Regions from separate parts of the Mus musculus genome. Here region 2 is linked to region 1. The links are chromatin loops, found by intact Hi-C in ENCODE. Cell type or tissue: heart. All regions are shown on one strand. Each heading gives the region's core, and the rest is flanking DNA. Links, peaks and the distances in the headings are about the cores only. Region 1 holds the start of Fchsd2 (FCH and double SH3 domains 2). Region 2 overlaps Fchsd2 (FCH and double SH3 domains 2).

What was found. Hi-C counts contacts between places; a loop is a spot of excess contacts. Peaks named below come from ENCODE experiments on the same cell type or tissue, not always from the same donor. Only the 100,000 strongest peaks of a DNase experiment are listed, where the experiment ranks them.
Region 2: it touches region 1 in a loop (2.0-fold over the local background); 2 of 42 quality-filtered maps call a loop at or near these places.

What each region holds. Positions count from the first base shown.
Region 1 is chr7:101,106,745-101,109,651 of GRCm38, reverse strand. It overlaps Fchsd2 (FCH and double SH3 domains 2), which reads right to left and starts at 877. Exons shown (of 20, transcript NM_001146010.1): 1 at 613-877. The coding sequence starts at 633. In heart, for the core only: a CTCF peak has its summit at 1,217; DNase peaks (open chromatin) are centred at 1,241, 2,041 and 2,361; H3K4me3 peaks cover 2,214 bases; H3K27ac peaks cover 2,269 bases.
Region 2 is chr7:101,180,846-101,183,752 of GRCm38, reverse strand. The region is part of intron 4 of Fchsd2 (FCH and double SH3 domains 2); the gene reads right to left. Among named protein-coding and RNA genes, the nearest start is that of Fchsd2, 74 kb to the right of the region's middle. In heart, for the core only: no CTCF peak of the experiment used is centred there; no DNase peak of the experiment used is centred there.

The sequences.
Region 1 (2,907 bases), core at 197-2,696:
GGGGGTTAAGCAGGACCCGTCAATCCTTAATTTGCTTTCCCTTGGGGTGGGAGGGCGGAGACCGTTCCAACTTCTTTTCCGCAGCCCCGTGGGGGGAAAAAAAGGCCAAATCTTGAGGCGAGACTTGAAACAAATCCCCCCGCGAATTTGCCAATGGGTGGAGTGTCGACAAGCGACTGGAGGGCTCGAACCTGGCGCAGACTAAACAATCCGTCACGCACAAGGCTCTGCAAATCTGCAGGGGCTCCCCCGCCTCTCCCCCATACAGCTCTGAGAATGCACTTTGCTCTGGGCAGCACTGCCATGCAGACAGACACACACATGCATGCCCGAAAGAAAAAAAAAAAAAAAAAAAACTCCAGCGAGTGTCTCGGGGGGAGGGAGGTGTCCTCCCTAGTACTGAGGAGCACTGGCCGCCCCTCCGTCAGAAAGACACCCCGTACACGCGACCCCCTGCTTGGGGCGGGCGGCAACTCTGACAAGCCAAGAAGCTAGAGTGGTCACGGTCCCTTGCGGGAAGGGGGAGGGGGCGCAGCGGTCGCCCCAGCCGCGTTCTTTGTACGCACCGCCACCCCCCAAATCTCCAAAGCCCCCCGCCAGCTGCGCCCTTACCTTCCTCGGCGGCGGCTGCATGATGCTGAAGGGACATCAATCCTCCGCCCACCCCTGACGGCGGCGTTTAAAGGACTGTGAGGGTGAGGAGGGTTGGAGAAAATGGGGCGGCCCAGCAAGCCAGGGCGCGCGCTTGTGTGTGTGTGAAAGGAGAGCCTGGGAAGGAGAAGGAAGAGGAATCGGCCCGGAGGCTGCGAGGCAGGCGAGCGGCAGGAGCAGCCGGGTCGCAGCGAGTGTGGAGAGAAGGAGGAGCGCCGGGAAGGCCTGGGGCCCGGGCGGCCCGGGGGGTGTGTGAGGGAAGGAGGCGGAGACGGCCAGGGGGCGGGGGCCGCCGGGGGGGGGGGGCTCGCGGCTCGCCGGGCGGCTGAGGAGGAGCGGCCGCGTCGTCCGCGCTCGCCGCCTGCCGCGGCCCGGCTGCAGCTGGCTGACGCGGCGGCCCCCCACCCACTCGGGCAGCCCGGCCCTCGCGGTGCCCAACGCCCCCGCCCGGCCCGGGAAGGAGGAAGGCGGCGCCACGCTCCCCTGTTAGAGCTCCGCCAACCACTCAGGCCGCGGGAATTTCCGGCCCCTGGCGCGCGCCACAGCGCCCCGCTCCGGCTGCAGAGGGGATGCGCTCCCGGCCACACCGCCTGCTTCAGAGTGGAGGGGGGGAGGTTAGCCAGGCCGCGCCACGGGGCTCCGGATCTCGGTGTGAGAAAGGGGGAAACTTCACGGATTGTTCGGCCGAGGGGAACGGTGGGGACGGGAACGGGACTCGAGAACTACCCCAGTTCTCTCCGACGATGGAACGTTCCGGACGCTTCCCGTCCTCCCTCCCCCCACACCGAGCAGGCAGCTGGGGGCTTCCCGCGCGCCTTCCCGCCAGCCCGCTGGGGCGCGCGACTCCTCCGGGAGCGCGCACGTGGGAGGGAGAGGACTCTGCTCCGACGCACGCGCACAGGCCGCCCCCGCCTCCCGCCTGCATCTGCGGCTGCACAGTTTGTGTGGGAATTTGGCAGGAGTCGAGGGGGGCTAGGCTCATAGTGGGATTGTTTGCAATAAGGAAGGAGGTACCTAAGAGGATTCGGGATTTTGCTTTCTCTCAGTCCCTCAGCGTACCCTCCCTCCTAGTCAGCTAAACGTGCACTGAGAAATTTAGCATGAACAAGTCCTTTTACAACTAGCCGCAGGTGCCAGACCTATGCCATTGGAGGACAGGTGAAATAACCTAAAATTGCCAGGCAAAGGAATGGATGCCCTATTCCAGAGTACTTAGCCAGACCTCGTGGAGTCAACTGAGGAAAAGAATGAAAATCTCTTGAATCGGTCACTCCCATATCACAGATAGGAAGGCTGGTGTCCGCAGAGAATTGGAGCCATTCTCAAGGTCACATGGCATGCCTAGAATCCCAAGGGCTGAGTGTGAGGAGGGGTATCTTGCTTGGTGTTAGGGCGCATGCCTAGCAGCCAGAGAGGCCCTGAGTTCATCACTAGCATGGCAGAGGAAAGGATTAGGTGAGATTAAGAACCATAGGGAGACAGCAAGGGCCATGGAGGAAGCCTCTGAAGGAAGCCCTTGTCTGGAAGGGAGGACTTCTAGGTCAACTCACTTTGCCTGTCCTGAACTACTTGAATAAACTCAACCTCATCTGGCAATGACAATGCTCTTTCTCCTCAGGGTCCTATCAGGCACCTTCTCACTCTGTCCAGACCACCCAAGGAGTATCAGGCTCCCTTTGGGTTGCTTGGAATAGTAGAAAACCTTCTTCCTCGTTCCTAGGCACTATTTTTGAGCCACAGCTCCACAGGCAGCCACAGTGTGAGCTGGATCTCCCCCCTCCCCCACTTCATTCAGTACTTGCAGTCCCAGATAGCTGTTCTCAGAAACTCAGTTCAGGCCAAAAAGGAAGTCCATGAGACTGGACTAGACCAGGATGACTTACTTACCAGATAACCTACTGGCTCTGTGACCAGAAGATGAACTCCTACCCAGGTGTTTTATGTTGAGTTAACCTACATGCTAACAGATGAGATGAGGAGTCAAGAGTTGAGAGCTGTGTATAAATTACAAAGCCTACTCTACTGTTTCTGGTTTCCTTGAAGCCATCCATTTGCCACCAGTGTCCTCATTCAGATCAAGGAAGGCCTGGGGCAAGGGAAGAGTGGATGGGAACCCAGAGTCCTGACCTCCTCTGAAGCACAACCACTAGAGGTCGGGAGGTGGCCCTATTCTCAGCCTCACCACTGTCAGATGGTCAATACTGAACAAACATTCACTGATTCCTTCATTGGTAAAATATTTGCTGCCACCCTGCT
Region 2 (2,907 bases), core at 182-2,681, 74 kb before region 1:
GACTCTGTTCTGGCAATATATTTAGTAATCTCATGGATGGCTACAGAAACACTGATTTTTTTTCTTTCAATCCCACAAGGGTTTTATCAAGGAATCTTGTTTGCTTGAACTTAGAAAACATAACAGAATCTGATTACTAACGATCTCCTGCATTGCCCCAATCTGTTGCAAGCCACTATCACTTTTTGCCTGGACTAATGTAAGTTTCCTAACTGACCCCTGCTTCTGTCCTGTTCCAACAATCTATAGTGATTACTTCAATCTAAATGTCATAAAACTGAGCAAAAATTTAATACTGCCAGCCAGGATCAGCTTCCTTGCTATGATACTTAGTATACAATAGATACATAAGATATTGGCACTGAGAGACCTGAGCAAAGAATGTAAGAGCATTTTGTATGTTGTTGGGGGAGAGCAGTTAAATTATATTCATACAACTGAATATTACTCAGCTGTTAAAAACATCATGAAATTTGCAGGCAAATGGATGGAGTTAGAAAAAAAATATCATTCCAAGTAAGGTAACCCAGACCCAGAAAGATAAATATAATATGTATTTGTTTATAGGGGGTATTAGCCGTTAAGTAAATGATAACCAAGCTACAATCTATAGACCCAAAGAGATTAGGTAGATCCAAAGAGGAAACCAGGAAGGTTTGGGGGGTGGTGTGCACTGAGATCTTCCTAGGAGGGGGATATCGAATAAAGTTTACAAGTGGACTGGAGATGAGTGGGTATGGGAGGGGGGACTAAGGAAGGAGGAGATGGAATGGAGAGAGAGTACAAGGAGAAAGGGTTGAAACTGGGGGGTATTTTGGAGATGGTGTGAAAACCTAGTGCAGTGGAAACTTCCTGGAATCTAGGAAGGTGATCCTAATGAGGTCTCCTAGTAATGGGGAATACAGTTTCAACTGGCCATCTCTTGTCATCAGGGGAGGCTTCCAGTGATGGAATTATGTTGCATTCAACTGAGTTGTTAGCCAAGGGGGATCCTATGGAAATTCCCAAACAACCCAGGCTGTTGCTAAGACAGAAAGTTGTTTTCCAGAAATTGATAGCAGAGCCCCATTGCTGAGAATAATACCCACACAACTCACTGAAGATGGAGAAGTCAAATTGAGCAGACATGGAACTTTTACCCATACATTCTAGTCTCTTTGTTGTGGGAAGGTACTCTGCAGGGTATCGAAAGAGAAACATGGACACCAACCTAGCCACAAAACCTTTGACCTACATCTGTCCTGCTTGCAAAATATGTTAGGGCAATGATAGCACAGAATTTATGGGAGTAGCCAACCAATATCTGATTTGACTTAAGGCCTACTCCACAAGAAGGAACCCATACCCAACACTGTTTGGGTAACCAAGAACCAGAGACTAGATGGCCCAGAGACCGTAAGTAAAACCAAGCACTACTGGTCTAAAAAATAATAAGTACAATGATTCCTAATGATGTTCTTCTATATTCATAGATCAGTGCCTTCCTTATCCAACCATCACAGAGGCTTCCTCTGGCAATAGATGGGAACAGATGCAGAGACACACAACCAGACATTATGTGAAAAGAGAGAGAGAAAGTCTAAAATGTAGGTCTCTGTCAAACCTTCCCCTCAGAACTCAGAGAATCACTTGGAAGAGGAGGCAGAAAGATTGTAAGAGCCAGAGGTGATGGAAGACACCAGAACAAGGTCTTCTGAATCAACTAAGCAAGGTGTATATAAGCTCACAGAAACTAAAGCAGAAAGCACAAGGCCTACAAAGGTCTACTTTAAGTACTATGTGTATATAGTATTTTTATGGATTCCTGACTGTGGGAACAAGTGAGTCTCTGACTCTTGTATCTGGTCTTGGGACTCTTTTCCTGTTGGGTTGCTATGTCCAACTTTCAATATTAAAGTTTTTGCTTCATCTTATATTTTATTTTGTCATCTTTGGCTGTTATCTCTTAGAAGCCTGTTCTTTTCTAATGAGAGACAGAAAGGGAGTGGATCTGGAGGGGAGGAGAGGTGGGGAAGATCTGGGGAGAGTAGAGGGAGAGGAAAGTATAATCAGGATATATTATATGAGAAAAGAATCTATTTTCAATAAAAGAAAAATAATTAACTAATCAATAAAAATAATAAACCAAACCATTGATCTTCTCTAAGCCTAGAAATATAATCTCCAAGCACATGGTAAGTTCACAAGATTAACTCACAGTAGGGGATAATAAGGAGTAGGGAGTGTTGTAACATGTAAATCTTTGTGTATTACTTATTGATCCTAGCAGGAGGAAAGGAGACTATTGTAAGTCAAGGGAGAACACCAACTTGCAGCCTGGCTGAGCTGTGATTAAAAACTTCAGCAAAACTGTAGTGGAGGCTCTCCAGCTTAGAGAAGCAAAGACAAAAGGGGAAGCTGATGCAGATGAGAAGACACAGGTAATTTGCAGCTAGGCCTTTTCATGGCTTTGAATATCATAAATTAAAATTTAAATTCCTTTTGTTGGCAAGGAAGAAGACAAAAGATTTTCAAGCAGCTGTGTAGTGGAAGGTCTATTTTACAAAGACACGAAGACAGTCATGATGAAAGGTAAATATGTTTTGTTGCACTGTAGCAAATGGAATTGGAAAGGGGAGCAATCAAGGGCAGAGAGAAGCAGCTACTTAACATCCCAGAAAAGAGAAGATGAAACTAAACAGACCTGACTTTTTCTTTTCTAAGCTGAAATATATTTTCTAATAAAGATGTTAGTGTCAACCTACAGACAATATTTACTTATTTAGTTTATGTGGGTGCTTTGTTTGCATGTCTGTAGCACATCAGAAGAGGGCACTGGATTCCATGGGACTTTGGTTACAGATAGCTGTGAGCTGACATGTGGGTGCTGGGAAGTGAACCCAGGACCTTTGGAAGGGCAGCCAGTGC